Linked DNA regions of Mus musculus: region 1 is linked to region 2. A link is a loop called in an ENCODE intact Hi-C map of the cell type or tissue named here. Cell type or tissue: heart. All regions are shown on one strand. Links, peaks and the distances in the headings refer to the core of each region. The heading gives the core; the rest is flanking DNA. Region 1 holds the start of Yars2 (tyrosyl-tRNA synthetase 2 (mitochondrial)). Region 2 overlaps Fgd4 (FYVE, RhoGEF and PH domain containing 4).

Region 1 (10,244 bases), core at 2,343-7,342, 280 kb before region 2:
TTACAGTCTTATAATTAAACTTAAGTTGTTTAGCATTGATAGAGATGCTATAGAGTTAAAAGTATTGTTTTCAGATGATAATACAGGCTAAAGTCAGAATTATAATTACAATTATAATTCAGGTATAGAATTATTAGCAGGGGAAAGTTTAGGAGTCTCAGGAGTACTGTAGGGGAGCATTGGTTACTGGGGGAAGGTTTAGGAATGCCAAACCTTTGAGCTAGTCACGTCATGCCAAAAATTAACTGGTGTGAGTATGTGTGTGTGTGTGTGTGTGTGTGTGTGTGTGTGTGTGTGTTTCATTTGTGAATTCAGATTGCTTCTGAGTAGGTGTGCACGTATGACCGTATGACCCACCGGGAGCCAAAGTAGTGTAGCCAACTGCTGATACAAAAGTCAAATCTATTTTTTAAAAAAAAAATTAAATAAACTTTAATACTAAACTTTGGTGTGATGTTTTTATGCACTTTGTAAAGGTTGTCTCTGTATTTTACAAATGCTGATTTGTGAACTGGCAGAGATGTGATTAAAGGCTGGACTTTGATGTCATTAAGCATCATCTATTTCAGTGGTTTGTAAACACTCCCTCTCTTACCTTTTATTTAAAAGTTGATGGTCTATAGCAAAGGCAGAAAAGGAAGGTGCGACTTCTGGAGAGAGAGAGAGAGAGAGAGAGACAGAGAGAGACAGAGACAGAGAGAGAGACAGAGAGAGAGAGAGAGAGACACAGAGAGAGACAGAGACAGACAGAGACAGAGACAGACAGAGAGAGACAGAGAGACAGAGAGACAGAGAGACAAAGAAACAAAGAGACAGAGACAGAGAGTGGAGTCAGTTTGATGAGGGAGACTTGCTAGGGAGACTCTGAGAAAGATGTAAGCCAGAGTAAGAAGGAGAGGTTACTAAATAGCCACATGGCAGAACTTAGAATAGAATAAATGTGTTAATAAGTTATGTCCTAGTTGTGAACAAGCCTAGCTATAAGGCCTAGGCATTTATTCAGGAGCTGTCAGTCCCATTACACTAAACAGTAGTTTTAAAATTTTCATCATCTGAGACACGTTTCCATCAAGTATAGGGCCATCATGTAATGCTGTCACAACAGCATTTCTTTGAAAAGAAAAGCAGTACTAAAGCTAGTGCAGATATGAAGTCATACTTTCTAATACCCAACTGTTGCCCTGCTCTTTAAAGTCACAATACGTAGGTATTTGTTGTATTAACCCAAACTTGCAAGTGAGAGATTTTTCCCAATATTAAGTACAGTATCTGTTAGGCTTTCAGAACTTCCTGCAATGCATCTTACAGTCTGTCTCTGATCAAAGTGCAGATCAACAGATTCTGACTAGAATTTTAAAGATATTTTGAGTAACAATATGAGAGAACACTCTAGCTATTTTCTACCAGTATTAGAGAATATTACCAGTAATATTACAATATTACTGGCAATGAGAAATTAAACTCACTGATAATTAGATGAGCAAATACATTGATTAATCAAAATAACAAATTTATAACCCACTAAAATAAATGTCTTCTTCAAATACCTTAGTATTAGGACATGGAAAGATCTGTAGCTAATGGTCTGGGGATGGGTCAGGATCCTCTTTCAGGAACGTGAGTGTTGTTTGTCTTCTGCATATGACTCTTAGTCAAAAGGCTTGCCCAAAGTGTGGATTTCTCTCCAAGAGCATTCCATATTTAAAGATTAGCCGGTAATAAAGTGAAACAGCCTACCTCCTTGTTTCAGTTTGGAAGACTATGGAAGGAAATCTCAGCTCCTGACTTCCTCTGGGATACTGAATGACTCTTGTCTGGCCTGAGCTTTCTATTGCCGTGATAAAACAATATGACCAATGGCCTGGGAAGAAAAGCGTTTATTTCACTTTACAGCTTATAATTCGTCATTCAGGGAAGTCAGGGCAAGGACTCTAGTCAGAAAGACTCCTGAAGGAACTAAAGCCGAAGTCATGAAGGAGTGCTACATACTGGCTTATTCCACATTGTTTGATCAGCCTGATTTCTTTTAGCACCCAGGACCACCAAGGGTGGTGTTTCTTTTGGGACCCTGGGACAAGAGACTCAGGTGCATATTTTACATATGAAAACAGATCTGGCTTCCAGGTTCTCTCAGCATCCCTAAGTCTCTACCTGGCATACCCTATCCCCAACCCTGTACATTCCAGCCCAGGGGATGGGCTGCCCTTCCCTCAGACGCTCTTTGCTATACAATCTACACATTTTGCTCTCTCTCTCTCTCTCTCTCTCTCTCTCTCTCTCTCTCTCTCTCTCCCCACCCCCTGCCACAAGCCCTTTCTCCCCCCCCCCATGGCGACCCCCCCTGGCCTCAATTCTAGGGGGACAGTAAATCTGCTTTATAATCTAATCTGGTTTGAATTGGCTCATTTTACCGGAGAAAGGACCTATCAAGAGGCACCACCCACAGTGAGCTGGTCCCTTCCACATCAATCACTGATCACCACTGGCTTGTTCATAGGCCACATTGGTTGAGGGCATTTTCTCAGTTTAAGTACCTCAATGACTCTAACTTTGTCAACTTGGCATAAAACTAGCCAGCACACCTCTACTGCAACTTACTCCTGGCTCAATTGTTCTCTGTCTCCCTCCATAACCCCTACTTCTCTCACAATGGTAGGTGATGGCCACAAATGGCACATTCTCAATAATGCTACTCCACATAAATCAGGGAGTTTTGAAAGTATGGCCCACGTCTACTCATATATGGAAATGTCAGAATAAATTCATTATTTTGTACAATTTGTGTACGCTAATTAAAATGTTTAAAGAAAATTAGTCAGAATCTACAATGGGACTTGGGGGCTGGCTCACCTGCCATACAATTGCAAATGAGAGTCCTCATCCTGGTGAGAGGATTCCTAAAAGCACCTAATATGTTATGACTTTGAATGACTCCAGTTTTTGTTATACTAAACACAGGGAGTTCTTTCCTGTTTTGACTTTCCTCTTGCTAGGAGGAGACTGCCACCTTCAGGACACCCACTAATGACGTGTGTGTGTGTGTGTGTGTGTGTGTGTGTGTGTGCGCGCGCCTGCCTGCCTGCCTGTACTGTGACGAGGCTCTCATTAACTGGGGAAACTGGTACAAAGAAATTTCGTCTCCACTCCACTCCGAGTTCTTTCTACAGGTCCAAGACTTATGGGACTTGAGCATCACAGCTTTTGCATGATCATTTAAACGACAGTAAACATTTGTCGAGCGCTTACTACACCGCCAAGTGCTTTCACCACAGCTGTGAGACAGGAAGTACTATCACGACATCCTCACTGAGAAAACGGGAATGAAATGATAGAGGAACAGCGGGGGCCGCAAGACGGAACTCAGTCGGTCCACATTCCAGGACTGCCTACAGCACCAAAGCCTAACAGGCCTCCCGCTACGCCCGAGCATGCGTAGAGAGACACCGAGGCGCCCGCGGTCGCAGGGCGACAGAGGTCCAGCATGCCTTGCGTGTCCCGCAAGATGGCGGCGCCCATGCTGAGGCGCCTGTGCCGCGTTCCGCAGTCCCTGGTCTGGCTACGAGGGTCGCGTGCGGTGCGCCCGGGCGCGCGGGGAATGCTGGTGGCACCGAGGGCCCGCGGCTTGTTCAAGGAGTTCTTCCCCGAGAGCGGCACGAAGACAGAGCTCCCCGAACTCTTTGACCGCCGCAGGGCGGGCTCGTCCCCCCAGACGGTGTACTGCGGCTTCGACCCCACGGGCGACTCGCTCCACGTGGGGCACCTGCTAACTCTGTTGGGGCTCTTCCACTTCCAGCGAGCCGGCCACAACGTGATCGCGCTCGTGGGAGGCTCCACGGCCCTCCTGGGGGACCCCAGCGGCCGGACCAAGGGGCGCGAGGCGCTGAGCGCCGAGTGCGTGCGGGCCAACGCGCACGCCCTGCGGCGAGGGCTCGAGGCCCTGGCGGCCAACCACGCGCGCCTCTTCGCGGACGGCCGGCCCTGGGGCTCTTTCACGGTGCTGGACAACGCGGCCTGGTTCCAGGAGCAGCACCTGGTGGATTTCCTGGCCACGGTGGGCGGCCACTTCCGCATGGGCACTCTGCTGAGCCGGCTGAGCGTGCAGTCGCGTCTCAAGAGCCCCGAGGGCATGAGCTTGGCGGAGTTCTTTTACCAGGTGCTCCAGGCCTATGACTTCTACTACCTTTTCCAGCACTATGGATGCCGGGTCCAACTGGGCGGATCAGATCAGTTGGGCAACATCATGTCTGGCTACGAGTTCATCCACAAGTAAGCTGGAATTGTTAGAGCCTACGGAAACCCGGGGACGAGTATACAGAAGTAGTGTGTTATTCGTTAGGAAGATTGTAAGTTAGAGCTGGGAGTTAGAGCTGCTGGAAGCAGACCGATATTCAAGATTTGGATTGTGTCTGTTTTCCCTAAGTCGCCTTTAGTTTCTTTAGAAATTGTTATTTATCCTGAAAATAATTGGACTTCTGTTTAGAACCGTGTGCACTAATTTAGCTTTTCGCCTCCATAAAGATTTTCACAGCGTTTTCTTTTTTTAAAGATTGATTTATTTATGTATGAGTGCTCCATCTCTATGTAACACCTGCATGCCAGAAGAGGGCACCAAATTCTTATATTATATCCCACATGGTTGCTGGGAATTGAACCCAGGATCTCTGGAAGAACCACTGAGCCACCTCTCCAGTCCTCACAGTTTTCTTGAGGAACATAGATTATATGGCTGGTTCGTGTGCTACACGACAAAACTCATTTAAAAATATTAAAAGCCACCTTCTAAATGTACCTCCTGGTATCCTTTCGCCCAACTTTGTCATTTTTCTACCTGATCCTTCAAAAATCAAGTCCTGTTGACCTGCTCAGGTGCATTCCTCAATTGCACTTAAGCACGACACATGTAGATATAAAATGCGTGTTTTTATGGTTCTTGAGGACCTGAGTCCAGACTGAGAAAGGGTTTTAAAAACATATAGTAAGTAACCAGACTTAAATGTGTACTGTGCTTGGTGGAACTAATTGTGCCTAACAGAATACCATGAATGTATGTGTAGGTTGACTGGAGAGGATGTGTTTGGAATCACTGTACCTCTAATTACAAGTACAACTGGAGCAAAGCTGGGAAAGTCTGCTGGCAATGCGGTTTGGCTAAACAGAGAGAAAACATCACCGTTTGAACTTTATCAGTTCTTTGTCAGACAGCAAGATGATTCCGTAGAAAGGTAAGCTTTAATAGGCATTTGAGAAAAATTAATATGTAGTTATGATTCAGTTTTAGCTAGTGAATCTTTTTCTTTGTAGGTTTTTTTCATTGATTCTATTTAAGGTGTAAATTATTATGTCACATGATATTGCCATTTTTATTTTTACGATACTAGAGTTGAACCCAGGGCTGAATGGCTATTTTATTAGGTAGGTGCTTAACTATTGAGCTACATCCCAGGTCTGGAGAGAAAAAAAAAATGCGATGTTCTAAGTTGCTCAAGACAGCCTCTGGCTTAAGTCTTACCTCTTACATCTTTTGAGGCTTGGAACTTAGCCATAGAATCCCAAAAGTAGGTAGCTGTTGTGAAGACACCTACTCATGTGAGTCTAAATTGTGTACTCTATCTTAATCTTCATAAACTAATTTTGTTTTATTCTTGCTGGTCCTCAAATCTTTTGTTGTATAATCACGGATCCAGCTTTACCCAAGTGCAAATTTCAAAGGGGAAGAAAACTCAAGTCAGATGTGTTGGTCTGTGTTTCCTGTTGCACCAATAACAGTACCAACTATTCTAGAGTGATGCAAGAATAAACTTAGAGATCTTTGAAATAATAGTTGCCAATCCTTACTAAAATAAATTGTATATAAACTATGGTCTTACATAACCTCTACTGGATAGCATGCCTAACAGAAATTCATGCATGTGTATTCTAAGAACAATATAGGTACTTGTGGCATGATTAGCATATGTTCAAAAGGAGACACAATGGCCACAGTAGAGTAAATCACAGAATATTAGTAGCTTTGAAAGCTGTGCTTGTGACATCATAAGTGAATATGCTGGTGTGCCAGAGTAAGTTAGAAATAAAAATGCATTTTTTATGATTTTACTCATAATCTTGTATTTCTTTTATTTTTTTTTTCTTTTTTTTTTCTTTTTTTTTTTTTAAGAGCTAGTCTTTTTTTTTTTTTTTTTTTATTTGTTGGGTCCTAAGACTTCTTTGTATGCTCTTTTTTTTTTTTTTTTTTTTTAATTTATTATATGTAAGTACACTGTAGCTGTCTTCAGACACTCCAGAAAAGGGCGTCAGATCTCGTTATGGATGGTTGTGAGCCACCATATGGTTGCTGGGATTTGAACTCCGGACCTTAGGAAGAGCAGTCAGGTGCTCTTACCTGCTGAGCCATCTCACCAGCAATCTTGTATTTCTTAAGAGGATGATTTCATAGGTTTTGCTTCATAATGGTTCACTACGCTTTGTGATAGATATGTGCTTTTTCTTCATAGCATTTTTGCAAAAGTTAACATATGGAATACTCTTCATTTTTGTTTTTAATTTATTTTATTTGTATGAGTACACTCACTGTATCTGTTTTCAGACACCAGAAGACAGCATCGGATCCCATTATAGATGGTTTGTGAGTGACCATGTGGCTGCTGGGAGTTGAACTCAGGACCTCTGGAAGAGCAGTCAGTGCTCTTAACTGCTGAGCCATCTCTCTAGCCCTCTCATGTCAAAATTTTAAGGATATACATAAAACAAAAATGTCAAAGTATGCTTAGGAAGGAGGCACACATTTCTGCACCATTTTGTTACTTAAGGAAAATGGAAAATAAGTATTGAAAAATATTGCCCATTGGGGTTGTGTGTCTTAGTGTACTGTATAAGTACATGCTACAGCTTTTCATTAATAAATTCAAAAGTGAATTTAGGATTTTTCTTCCCAAGATAAGCTAGTGGATGCACATGGAATGTTTCATCTCTGTCCTGCAGGTACCTGAAGCTTTTCACTTTCCTTCCCCTCCCAGAGATCGATCACATCATGCAGCTACATGTCAAAGAACCAGAAAAGCGAGTTGCTCAGAAACGACTTGCTGCAGAAGTAACAAAGCTTGTTCACGGACAAGAAGGTCTGGACTCTGCTAAAAGGTTGGCTTTACAACAGCTAATGGGCTAGTTAATAGTCCTAGCTTGATATATCTATAACACAGCTTCTTTACACATAAGGCTCACAGAACATCTTGGGAGAAGGGGACAAGAGGGTATCTGGGAAATTGGCTGTGAGATTGTGTCCTGGAAATGACAAGGAAGCTTTACCTACAATACCACAGTATGACTGCCTAAACATGTATGTATGTATGAATGTATGAATGAATGTATGAATGTATGTATGTCAACATGGAAGGGAGAAATCTCATGAGGTCCCACACCTCAACAAAGAACTACAGGCAACTAAGGAATTCTGAGAGAAGTTAAGACTTAATGAAAGTTAGTGGATAGACAAGAAAAATTGGAAATGATGTTTTAAGAGTTTCTTATGGATTACTAACTTGTACTGTGTTTAACTTAAGAATTTTTATGTTGTCTTTACTAGAGAAGTCTTTAAGTTAGTGAATTACACAAAATAGATATTGCTGTTGAAACATATACTGTGGAACACAGTGGGCACTCTATAGTTATTTGGTGGTTTGTGTGGGGTTGTGGGTGAAACAGTCCCTAATGTAGCTTTATGTTTTTCAGGTGTACACAAGCCCTTTACCATAGCAGCATAGAGGCACTGGAGGTCATGTCTGACCAAGAGTTAAAAGAATTGTTTAAAGAAGCTTCATTTTCTGAATTAGTTCTTGATCCTGGAACGAGTGTCATAGACACATGCCGTAAAGCAAATGCCATTCCTGATGGCCCTCGAGGGTAAGGTTTTGTGATTTTTAATTCGCAGCAAAATGTTGTGCTTCACATAATGTTTCCAGGGTGTTTTCCTGGTAGTGCTTTAATGTAACTCATTTCTTGCAGAAGTTGGGTTAAGCCAAACAATAAAGTCAAACCGGGAGTTCATACAGTAGAAAATACCTTGAACTCTCTGAAGGACTCCTTCAAGTGTTGCATCATTCAGCTCAGGGATTTGTTGACAGAGAGGTGAAAAGATTCGTACGACCTCCCTCATACTTTGCTTGTAGCCTCAGGGCTTTGGAGGATAGGATCTATTTTAAAATTTAATTACTGAAAAGAAATGAGAATAGAAATAGAACTTCATAAAACTTATAAACTAGAAAGTATTCTGGAGAATTACCTTTTTCTTTTGCAGAAGAAAATGGCATATTGCAATTTCTTAGTTCTACCATATTATTAGGGAATACTTTTGCTCTACAAGAAGTGATATGGAATGCAATGTCCATTTATAACAGTAACAGGTAGAAGGAAAAGCAATAACCAGAAAACCCAAGTAAGTGCTTCATCCCTTGGACCCTGTACATAAAGTTCCTGTCACTTGCTCATGGTTACTACGAGTGACAGTTGTTACAGTTGCTTTCTTTGTTTTGCAATGTTTGCCTCTCCAGTGAGATCTAAATTGTGTGTGTAGATAAATATGTCTCCTCCCTGTTCATGACCTGCCACTCAACCTTATTTATTTATTCCCTAATAATGTACCAAATTTAACCTGGAGTCAAATTCTCTGTACATCAAGTCTAGTTTTCTGCATCTTCTTATGAACTTCACTGATAACTAATTTGCTGATAACTAAGTTTAACCTCTACTTAAATCACCCAAATTAGCCAGAGTCAGAAGTAATGCTGCATTTTTCATACCATAAATAGGGTTGGCCTATATAATATTCAGCCTGGAAACAGCCTGCCTAGAAGAAATACAGTTGTAAATAGGATTTTGTTGTGGGCTTGATTTTATAAAGCTGTGTTCACTGAGCTGCTTAACTTTTGTTTAGTAACACATGCCACTTTCAAGGGTCCCTTTTGTTTCCTCGCCTTGTCAAAATCCTGCTGTCATCCAGTGTCTTAACACCTTATGTATCAAGGAAGTTCCCAGAGCTTACGACCCAGTCAGTGTTCCCCAGTCCTTCATCTAGTCCTCACAGCACAGCACCGTGCTAGAGAAACTGGTATGTCAGCATTGTCCTCTCTTTAACACTAATGTTTGTTTAGCACACAGTAAGCTCTTTATTGCGTGAACTGAATGTAAAATTCAGTTAAACTTTTTATCATATATTTATTAAACCAGCTATTGATTTCCCATTTATGAAATCAGCTGATTAAGTATTTTGTTTTTATTTTAAACAGTACTAGTTCATAGTCTCAGAATTTTCCAGTTTCTTATCATTTCTAAAGATTCTAGTGGGGTTATTTATTACCTGGATCTACAGGTAGCATACTTTAAAAGCAAAATTGTTCTTTTTTGTTTTTAGGAATCTGGGAGTTTTCCCACCACAAGACTAGATAAATTCTGAAAGTGAATCTGTCAAAGCTGATATATTTCTGTTTTTTGTTTTTTGTTTTTTTTTTTAAGACAGGGTTTCTCTGTGTAGCCCTGGCTGTCCTGGAACTCACTCTGTGGACCAGGCTGGCCTCAAACTCAGAAATCCACTTACCTCTGTCTTCCAAGTGCTGGGATTAAAGGCATGTGCCACCATTGCCCTGCTCAAAGCTGATAGAGTTGAGCCTGATGGTTCAGGCCTGTAATCTCAGATACTTGAGAAACTGAGGTAGGAAGATCACAATTGTAAGAGCCACCTGAGCTGCAGTGTTAAGTTCAGATGAGCACAGGCAGCTTCCTGACACCTTACCTCATGTGTAAGGCATTAAGTCAGGTCAGCTGAGTGCTCCTAGTTATAAAACTTTTCTATTTTCAGGTATCGGATGATAACAGAAGGTGGAGTCAGTATAAATCACAGACAGGTAACAAATCCTGAAAGTGTTCTAGTAATTGGACAACATATTCTCAAGAATGGACTTTCCTTACTTAAAATAGGAAAAAGGAATTTCTACATTATAAAATGGCTTCAGTTGTGAAAGGTTTTGTCCAAATTTGTCCATCATCCATTTTCAAAATGTGGAGGTCTTCGGAAACCCAAGAGTGGAATATACACAAGGCCCCTCACAATGTAAATACTCATGTGCATTTCAAAATAAAATGTTACTTAATTGTAGTTCATTTCTTTACACAAGAACAATCCTTGCTCCTTGGGTTGAAGAAGTGGTGCAGTGGAAATGACTGTATAAAGTTGCATAGTAGGTAAGGCGCAG
Region 2 (10,244 bases), core at 3,556-8,555:
GGTTCAGAAAATATTTTCAATAATGTCATAGAAGAAAAATTCCTTAACCTAAAAAAAGAAAACACCAAATAGAGTGGATCAGAAAAGAAAACTGTTCTGCCACTTAATAATCAAAGCACTAAATGAACAGAGCAAGTAGATATTAAAAGCTAAAAGGGGAAAAGACCAAGTAACATACAAAGGCAGAACTATCAAAATTACACTCATCAACAGAAACTCTAAAAGCCAGAAGGGCTTGGGCAGATGCCTTACAGTCCCTAAGAAATCACAAATGCCAGTCCAGACTTCTAAACCCAGAAAAAACTTTCAATCACCATAGAAAGAAAAATCAAGATACTCCATGACAAAAACAAATTTAAACAATATCTATCTGCAAATCTAGCAGCGCTACAGAGGATATTAAAAGGAAAACTACTACTCAAGGAAGTTAAACACCCAAGAAAACACAGGAAATAAATAATTCCACACAAGTGAAACACAAGAGAATTCCACATAAGGGAAGCATCAAAATAACAAGAATTAACAAATATTGGTCTTTAACATCTCTCAACATCAACGGACTAAATTCCCCAATAAAAAAGACATAGGGTAACAGAATGGATGTGAAAGCAGGATCCTTCATTCTGCTGCATACAAGAGATACACTGCACCACTCCTGTCACCTTCATCAGGCCTGCTGTACCAGGAAATTCCAGGTTAGATGTCTTCTGCCCCAATCCCCTGCCTTACAAATCCCCTGAGACATTCCCAGCTACCCTGAACTGCCTGATGTCCCCCTGTCCCCTAAGCTCCATTGTCCAGCCACTACTCTACACATTTTAACCAGTAACATCCAGGTTAAACCCTTCCCCTGCCCCAAGCCCCTGCCCTCCAGGTGCTCAGGAGTAGATGGCCAGCTGCCCTGAACATACACTGCCCCCTGAGCACCATAGTCCAGCTCAAGACTGAACATCAGAGGCCTCCTGCACCAGAAACATACAGGTTAGGTCTACTTTCCCAAGACCTGCTACACTAGGAATACCCAAGGACAATTAGAAGGCTAAAGGCCAGCGTAAGAACATAATCAGGACCCAGGGCAATATGGCACCTTCAGAGCAAAGCTATCCTACTACATCAGGCCCTGGGTATCCAAACACAACCAAAGCACAAGAAAATGATCTTAAAAGCAATCTTGAAAGAAGAGAGAGATCTTTAAAGAGAAAATTAATAAATGCCCTTTAAAAATCCAGGAAATATAGTTAAACAGGTGAAGGAGGTGAATAAAACTGTTCAAGACCTGAAAATGGAAATAGAAGCCCCCCCCCCAATAAAACCCAAAACACCAACAACAATGACAAAACAAATAAAAAACCAAACAGGCAAAACCCAGACATCTTACACTGCTTAGAATGGTTAAGATTAAAACCTTAAGTGACAGTACATGCTGGTGAGGACAGAGAACATGGGGAACACTCCTCCATTGCTGGTGGAGTGCAAACTTGGACAACCACTTTGGAAATCAATGTGGCAGTTTCTTAGGAAACTGGGAATAGTTCTACCTCAAAACCCAGCTATAACACTCCTCAGTATATACCCAAAACATGCCCTATTATACCACGCAGACACCTACTCAACTATGTTCATAGCCTATTTACTCATAATAGCCAAAAAACTAATAGCCAAAAACTAGAAACAACCTAGATATCCTCCAAATGAAGACTATATAAAGAAAATGTGGTATATTTCCACATTTTATTATTCAGCTATTAAAAACAATGACATTATGAAATTTGCTGGCAAATGAATGGAACTAGAGAATATTATATTGAGTGAGGAAACCCAGACCTAGAAAAACAAACATGGTATGCACTCACTGATAAGTGGATATCAGCCACAAAGTCCAAAATATCCATGCTACAATCCACAGACTCAACAAAGCTAAGTAACTAGTAGGGCCCGTGGCAAGAACACTTGAATCTCACTGAGAAGGGGAAATAGAATAGACATGGGGGATGGATGAAGAGAGGGGATTGTGTAGGGGAGAAGTAGGGATGGAAACAGGAGGTATCAAGTGGAGGAAGAACTGAAGAAGAGAATACTGGGAGAGACAACTGGAATTTGGGGTGAGGAGGCATCTCTGGGAAGAGCTAGAAACCTAGGACAGTGGAAACTCCCATGAATCTAAGAGTAACCCTAGCTAAAATTCCTAGCAGTAGAGGAAATGGAACCTAAACCGGCCATCTCCTGTAACCTGGGAAGACTTCCAGTGAAGGGACTGAGACACCAACCCAGCCACAAAACCTTAAGACCCACAACTTGTCCTGATTATAAGATACACAGTGATAAAGATGGCACAGAAATTGAGGGAAAGGCTAACCAATGTCTGGTCCAATTTGAGACCCATAACATGAGAGGGAGCCTACCCCTAAAACCATTTATGATATTCTGATATACTTGCAGACAGGAGCCTAGCATAAGTCTCATCAGAGAGGTTTCATCCAGCAACTGATGGAAACTGATGCAGAGACCCACAAGAGGAAGAAGGAAAGGAAGGGTTGAAGGAGCCAGAGAGGTCAAGGACACCACAAGAAAACCTTCAGAATCAACTAACCTGGGCCATTAGGGGACCACAGAGACTGAACTGCCAGCCAGAGAGCATGCACAGGACAGACCTAAACCCTGTGCAGACATGTAACAGTTGTGCAGCTCAGTCTTTGTGTGGGACTCCTAAAGCAGCAGCAGGGGTTGTCTCTGACTCTGTTGCCTGCCTTTGGGGTCTTTGCCTAACTGGGCTGCCTTGTCTAGCCTCAATAGCAGAAGATGGGCCTAGCTCTACTGCAATTTGATAAGCCAAGGAGGGCTGACATCCATGGTAGGCCTCCCCTTTTCTAAGGAGATGAGGAGGAGTGGATGGGTGGGAGGTAAGTTGAGAGGGAAGGATTTGAAAGAGAAGAGGGAGGGAAAGCTGTGATCAGAATGTAAAGTAAATACATAAATTATTAACAAAAGGCTGGGGTTGTTTGATAAAGGAAAATTTATTAATACACACACATATACACACACACATATACACACATTTATATGTGTGTATGCCTCTGAGCTTACAATACTCTTCACAGAAACTATACTAACAAAAGCCATAGTACCAGTACAAGAAGTGTCTTCTCAAATGGTTGGCTAGGGTAGTCTAAGTAATTTCTGAAATAATATAGACAATTGCCATTGCCCTTGATTACCTTTAGAGGTTAAGGGTGGGCCCGTATTTCTTAAGACACTACACACTTAAGATACTGGAGTCAGATTATATGAGCTGAATCCAACTTGAAAATGTTCTTCCTTCAGTCTTGTTTCCATGGTTCCAGAAAATATTATACAAGCAGCCACAGGAGGGAAGCAATTATCCAGACTCAATACCTATGAACCAAAACACTGATCAGCATGGCTAAATAACCACAAAGGTACAATAAGGGACACTCACATGCTGATTGTAACAACTATCCAATTAAGCTTAAGTCCTACTCAATAGGAGGCAAATCATGTATGGGACTAGAAATATTAGCCAGCTTCGCAGGGTTAGTGAGGTGACAGATCTTAGAAAAAAATCTACTAGTATCACTTTGTTAGACCAATGTAATTCCTACTACACATAAAAACAGGTCTAAGATAGAAATCTACAGTTCTAAGTGCCTACATTTAAAGTAACAACAATAACAATAATAATAATGAGAAAAAAACAAAACAAAAATTCTGTAATAGAACAAGCCAATTCCAAACACAGTAGATGGCAAAAAAAAAGAAAGAAAAGAAAAAAAAATAGAAATAAAAGCAGTGATTAATGACATAGAAATGAAAACAATACAAAAAAAAAAAAAAACAATGATCGAAAAGCTTATTCTCTGAGAAGACAAATAAGACCAATAGATCCTTAGCCCAACTAACCAAGTAAATAGAGAAACCCAATTAACATAATCAGAAACGAACAGGAAAGCAACACACACCAAGAAATACAGAATGGTATAAGGGGATACTTTGAAAACATGTACTTCATTAAGTTGGAAAATCTAAGAGATGGATGAGTTCCTTGACTCATCCAAACTGCCAAAGTTAAATCAAGAAGAGTCCAACAATCTAAGCAGAGACACAGCACAGAGGGAGAGTAAGACAGCAATAAAAATCCTGCCAACTCAAAACCAACCAAACAAACAGGTGCAGACAGATTTCCAGCAGAATATTAGCAGACTTTGAAACCAATCCTTCTTAAACTCTTGAAAGAAAGAAAGAAAGAAAGAAAGAAAGAAAGAAAGAAAGAAAGAAAGGAAGGAAGAAAGGAAGGAGGGAGTGGGGAGGGGAGGGAGGAAGCCGGGAGGGGGGGGGAGAGAGAGGGGGGGAGGAAGAGGAGGAGGGAGGGAGGGAGGGGTAGGGAAGGAAGCACTAGAAGGCTCCTCAGGCATTAAGGCCCAGCAGAGCCTGCTATAGCAGCTCCCTACTGGGGGCAACTTGTCTAGCACTGATGGTTATCCCTAGCAGTCCTGCTGGGATCTGTGTTTTACCAACATCCAGTCCAGGGCTGCTGCAAATCTTACACTGCTAGTTCCCAATCCAGCATATAAAAAGCAAAAACAAAAGGAATTTAATGGTATTTTTGGAGGGTTTGTTTGCTTGCTTGCTTATTTGTCTCATATTGCTTTGTTTGGACACAGGTACACAGAATAGATATATTTACTGCAGATACAGAAGTTCACAGGATACTTACATTTAGAAACACAAGTACACACAGCTTCCTATTAGACTATGGGAACAATGCTTCAAAGCTACTTCTAAAGGGACTGCCTGCTCTCATACAACCAAGTAGAAAAGCATTGTATATTCAATTTTTATAGTTATACTACTGCAAAAACATCTATTGCCATGACAAACAAAAGGAAGACAGCTTTAAAAAGCTTTCATCTTAAAAGTTTTTCATCTTGATTTGGTTGTAAACACAGATCACTAAAATAAGTACAGTTATAAAAAAAAGAATGACTAGGAAAAGGGTAGGCAGGTACGAAAGGAAAGCATCTACATATTCCATATATGGCTCCTATTTAATACACACAGCCTAGTGCAATAGCTCCTATGACATTGAATGGTGCGGTAAGAAAGCCTATTTTCTGACATTTAGAGAACTGGAGAGTATAGTTATCAACACATATTGACTTGTTGATCTGGCTTGAGCCATATAGAGCCTATGTGAAGGACTATGGGCAATCAGATCTAGAACATGTTCTAGTCACTAACCCCTCTCCATAGATAACAACTCATGAGCAACAGCACGACAACAGCTACTGGAATGAACTAGAAACCAAGCAACAAGATTGTCAAGGACTGTGTGTGTGTGTGTGTGTGTGTGTGTGTGTGCAGGTGTGGGTGAAGGTACATGCATGTGCAGGTGCATGTGGGATGCAGAGGACAACCTCACATCAGTTGTGTCTCAACATTTTTGTCTGTTGTTTGTGTTGAGAAAAGTTTTCTTGTTAATACGCAAATCAGGCTGCAGGCTAGGTTGGCCGGTCAGCAAGCACCAGAGATCTGCCTGCATCTAATACCTGGCACAAAACCAAACCAAAACCGTCAGTCCAGGAACTGAAGTGCTGCAGGGCGAGCACTGTGCTGACTGAGATACCTTCCCTGTCATGTGGACTTCCTTTGAATTTACAAGTTTCCACAGTTAACATTCATGCTTTTTAAGTGATAAGGCCCAAGTAACACATTTCACAAGGAGATTTAGAATAGCAAATAAATGGCACCACATGCTAAGGCATTGCAATGCTAACTGCATATGCAGTTCTGTGACTCTACCTCCTAGACCCTGATAGCCACTGACAGGCTTCCTTAGCCTGAAGGTCACCTCTCCACTGCCACCTGGTGGCAAGAGGATTCACAGACCTGAAGATCAAATACTGCCTTCTGTTAACAGACATTTACTATCAGCTTTGCATTCCAGAGCCAAGGAGGGCAGAGCCCAAACACAAGGACTTGTCCTTCATCTTTCCAAAGCTTGTTTGCATGAAGACAAACTTCATTTCTATATAATCCTCCAATTCAGAAGCATCCACTAAAAAATGGTAAAATACACTGTGCATAGGATTTTAAAGAAACCTGAAAGCAGAAAGTGGCTTCATCTAGCAATGGACTCAAAGCTGTTCTGCTGAATAACTCTGGGGCTGGGGAGGGCTTGAATTAACACATGACCTGTGCAGTAGTGGAACCAGGTCATGCTCAGGATCCCTTTACAATATTCATCACTACTTCATGTGTCTTGGAGTTCACTGCCCAAAGAGTGTCAAAACTTCCCTTTAATACTATCTTAGCACAAGAAGTGCCCTGGTTTAGGTAAAGATCCAGAAAATAGTTTTAAAATATTTAGTCTGTATTTATAATGTATGTCTGTGGTTTTGTGCATTCACATGGTTTGCAGGTAAACATGCTTGTATGCAGACTCAGGGCCAGCAGAGGCATCAGGTGCCCAACTCAATCATTCTCCACATTATTTCCTAGGGACAGAGCCTCACACTAAGGATGAGGCTGACTGGTGGTCAGCCAGCTGCAATGGTCCTCCATACCCAGCTTCTTATTTGGGTGCTGGGAATTGTAACTCTAAGACTTTATACTTGCACAACAAGTATGCTTACCCACTGAGCCATCTCCATTGCCCCTTTTTAAAATTATTCAAACTTCTAATAACCATTGTCACTAAAATGTCAAGTTGAATATAGCTTCTTTCTTTTTTGAGAAGTTTATATGTGAGTATTCTATATTATTTTCCCTCCCTTCCCTCCCTCCAACTCCTCCCATGCCATCCTATTCCTGCTCAAATCCATGCCCCCATATCTTCAATTATAATGTGTATATACATAATATATATTACATGTAATATAATACATTATACATGTAAACTTACAAAAACAACTTCCTGAGGTCATTTAGTATTGCTAAAATGTATATGCATTTAGGTCTGATCACTTGGAATTGAAAAACCTATCAGGGGTTCATCCCTTGAGAAGAATGATGTCAGTCTCTCAACAAGTCATTAGTTGCCCACAGGTTTTTATCTAGGGATTGGGACTTGTGAGATTTCTACCGGTATACATTGACATGGCAACTGGTGTTGCCATTTACAGGTCTTACTGTTGTACAGACAACCATACTGTTGAGATTTCATAAATGCAGATTCCCTACCATGTACATAAGATACCACCTCACAGCAGATATCTTGTACAGATTGCCACTGCCTGAGTCACCTGTGATATAACTCCACAGAGCCTCTGAAGAATACCTTCATTGAGTACAACATCAGGATAACACAATCCACCATTACTAGTACTTCTTGGACATGTTGGTAGCATTTTCTCCCTTACTGTCACCAGATTTCTTACCAAGATGAGGGTAAATGAGAAGATTCAAAACATTTTTGCATTAATACTAGTCTAGAATTTTCTTTATTTTTACTAACATCTGGAAACTTAGATAAAAATCAAAGGTTTTTGTTTTTAGGACTGAAACTTGATATGAAGTTCAGTCTAGCCTCAAATTCATAGCAATCCTTCTGCTTCTGTCTCTCAGAGTGCTGGATTAAAGGAGTATACAACCATGCATGGTTCGAGTTTAATTTTAAGTAAATGAATATAGTACTGCCTCCTGAAAGAAAAATAGAGAAAGCAAATGCTAATGTATAGGAGCACATTAGAATACAGTGGCAGAAAAGGCTCACGAACCTTAGCAAGTAGATGACCGGGTAATGAAAGCTAACTGCCTGAAGGCAGAGAATGAAGATGTCAATATTTATAAGTGTGGTTAGCTATATTCAAAGAGAAGTCAGGATTATTTTTCTTATTTTTGTGTCAAATTTTATATTAGTGCAAAATAACTTTAAACATTAATGTTACTACCCAACTATAAAGATGATTACATATTACAGGCATCTGCTGTTTACGATGGATAGCCAGACAAAGATACTATTAGGATAAAGTAGAAAAGAAAAATTGCTAACTGCAGTAGACAATAGGTGTCCAAATCACAATACATCTGTAGTTGATGGCACCCAAATGGCAAACCTTGGCATAAGCACTGGTGGCTCCTTAAGGCACCATATTTTGCTACCACAGTTATTTAACACCTCACTGATAACTTGGTATAAATTATTTGATATCCATAAACCAAAACAGCATTACAATTTAGAAGGCTACAGTTAAAGCTTTACAATGAGAAAGTAACAATTACAAAGCACAGTTTATAAATGATGTGAACACACATCCACTTTAAAAAGACACAGTGCTCTTAGAGCTTTGCCAGGTTTTCTGTTTTGTTTGTTTGTTTTGTTTTGTTTTTAATGGAGTTTCTCCATGCTCTGTAAAAATTCTGTCTCAGACTTCTAAGAGCTGAGATTACAGGCACATTCCATCACAACTGAAGAGCCATTTTAGCTACTTGAACATTTATATGTTATCCTACTTGCATTTGGTTCAAAACTAACTCCCCCAAAATACTTTTTATATCTGAATATTGTACTAACAAAAACAAATATAGGAATATTAATATATTAAATATGATGAGTAACTTATTAACCCCAGACATAGGAACAAATAATATGTACTAGTACATTCATTAGATTCTTGTGTAGAATCAATTAATCATATGTTAAAACTCAACAATAATGATAATGATAAAAATTTAAGTTATTTTATTAGAGAAAATCAGTCGTTTTCTTTACCTTAGTCACTAGCATTTTCAAATACCATTGTTAATATATCTGAGAAATATATCATGAAAAAGAGCTAACATACAAGACCTACACTGAAATATTGACTTTGTAATATATTCTAATCTTGGGAAGTGTGATGGGTAATTCCAATAACAGTATTTAAAATTAGCAAAAAAGACAGGCCTTTGGACCTACTTGTGAGCAACTATCTATTTTAGGTTAACCTGAGTTTATGAGGCACTTTCTTATTATATGAACTGTATTGTTATATTATGTTATAATAATATTATACAATATATTAACTTGCTCTATATTCACATGTAGGGAAGAGTCATCTTACATGGGAGCTGTATTTGAGGGCAGGGTTGGAGGAGACAATCCGTATACAAGAGGATGCTTTGCCTGCCTGCCTGCCTGCCTGCCTGCCTGCCTCTGTCTCACTAGTGAGTTCATTTACCCTGATCTTGAGTTCATCCTTGGTCTTGCTCACACTGTACAGTTGCTGCAGCTGGTAGTGAAAACCAACTTCTTAGGTGACTGTCTTAGTCACGGGTCCATTGGTGGGAAGAGACACAGTGAGGAAAGCAACTCTTATGAAGCAAAGCATTTAACTAGAGCCTTGATAAATAACACTGTTACAGGTCATCATCATGGCAGAAAGCTCACAGGCATGGTGCTAGAGCAGTGGCTGAGAGCTTTACAGCCTCATCTGCAGGCAGTAGACAGAAAGAGAGAAACACAGACACACAGACAGAGAGAAACAGAAAAACAGAAAGAGGGAGAGAGAGAGAGACAGAGATATAAAGACAGAGACGCTGGACCTAATGTGAGCTTTTGAAACCACAAATCCCACTCCAAGCAACCCAGTTCTGCCAACAAGGCCTCACCTGCTTTAACAAGGCCACACCTCCTAATCCTTCTAATTCTTCTCAAACAGTTTTACTCTCTAGTGGCTAAGCATTAAAATATATGAGCCTATGAGACTCATCCTCATTTCAAGTACTACAGCCATCCAACATGGACGGAAGCACAGTGGCCTTCAGGAATCCTCCAGGCTTTGTCATCAGATTGACATTCCTGAGAGACGTTTTGTGGACTGAGCAGATACCAGATTCTTAGCATCTCTAGTATAAACACAGCCAATATTAGACAGTCCAGCCTGTATCATATTAAAACAATCAAATCTTCTTGGATATATATTTGCTTTATTGGTTATCTTCCTCTAGAGACCCCCCCCATATGCTATAAACTGTCAGCAAAGCAGTTCTAGAAAAATAGAATTGTAAGAATGAATTTCTGAAGTGGGAATGCTGGTATCTGGAGCTAGCTGCCCACCTCAATGACCTTTTTTTTGTATTAGATATTTTCTTTATTCACATTTCAAATGTTATCCCCATTCCTAGTTTACCCTCCAAAAACCTCCTATCCCTTTCCCCCTCCCCTACTCACCAACCCACCCACTCCTGATTCTTAGAACTGGCAGTCCCCTATACTGGGGCATATGACCTTCACAGGACCAAGGGTC

Evidence for each region. Hi-C counts contacts between places; a loop is a spot of excess contacts. Peaks named below come from ENCODE experiments on the same cell type or tissue, not always from the same donor. Only the 100,000 strongest peaks of a DNase experiment are listed, where the experiment ranks them.
Region 1: a loop joins it to region 2, with 4 times the contacts of the local background. A loop is called at or near these places in 8 of 42 quality-filtered maps.

Annotation. Positions count from the first base shown.
Region 1 is chr16:16,299,482-16,309,725 of GRCm38, forward strand. It overlaps Yars2 (tyrosyl-tRNA synthetase 2 (mitochondrial)), which reads left to right and starts at 3,484. Exons shown (of 5, transcript NM_198246.2): 1 at 3,484-4,266; 2 at 5,055-5,222; 3 at 6,982-7,137; 4 at 7,729-7,899; 5 at 9,851-10,159. The coding sequence starts at 3,503. The coding sequence ends at 10,010. In heart, for the core only: CTCF peaks have their summits at 2,982 (motif pointing left), 3,188 and 4,594 (motif pointing right); DNase peaks (open chromatin) are centred at 3,150, 3,440 and 3,930; H3K4me3 peaks cover 2,492 bases; H3K27ac peaks cover 1,908 bases.
Region 2 is chr16:16,578,971-16,589,214 of GRCm38, forward strand. All of the region lies in intron 1 of Fgd4 (FYVE, RhoGEF and PH domain containing 4), which reads right to left. Among named protein-coding and RNA genes, the nearest start is that of Fgd4, 16 kb to the right of the region's middle. In heart, for the core only: a CTCF peak has its summit at 5,887 (motif pointing left); no DNase peak of the experiment used is centred there.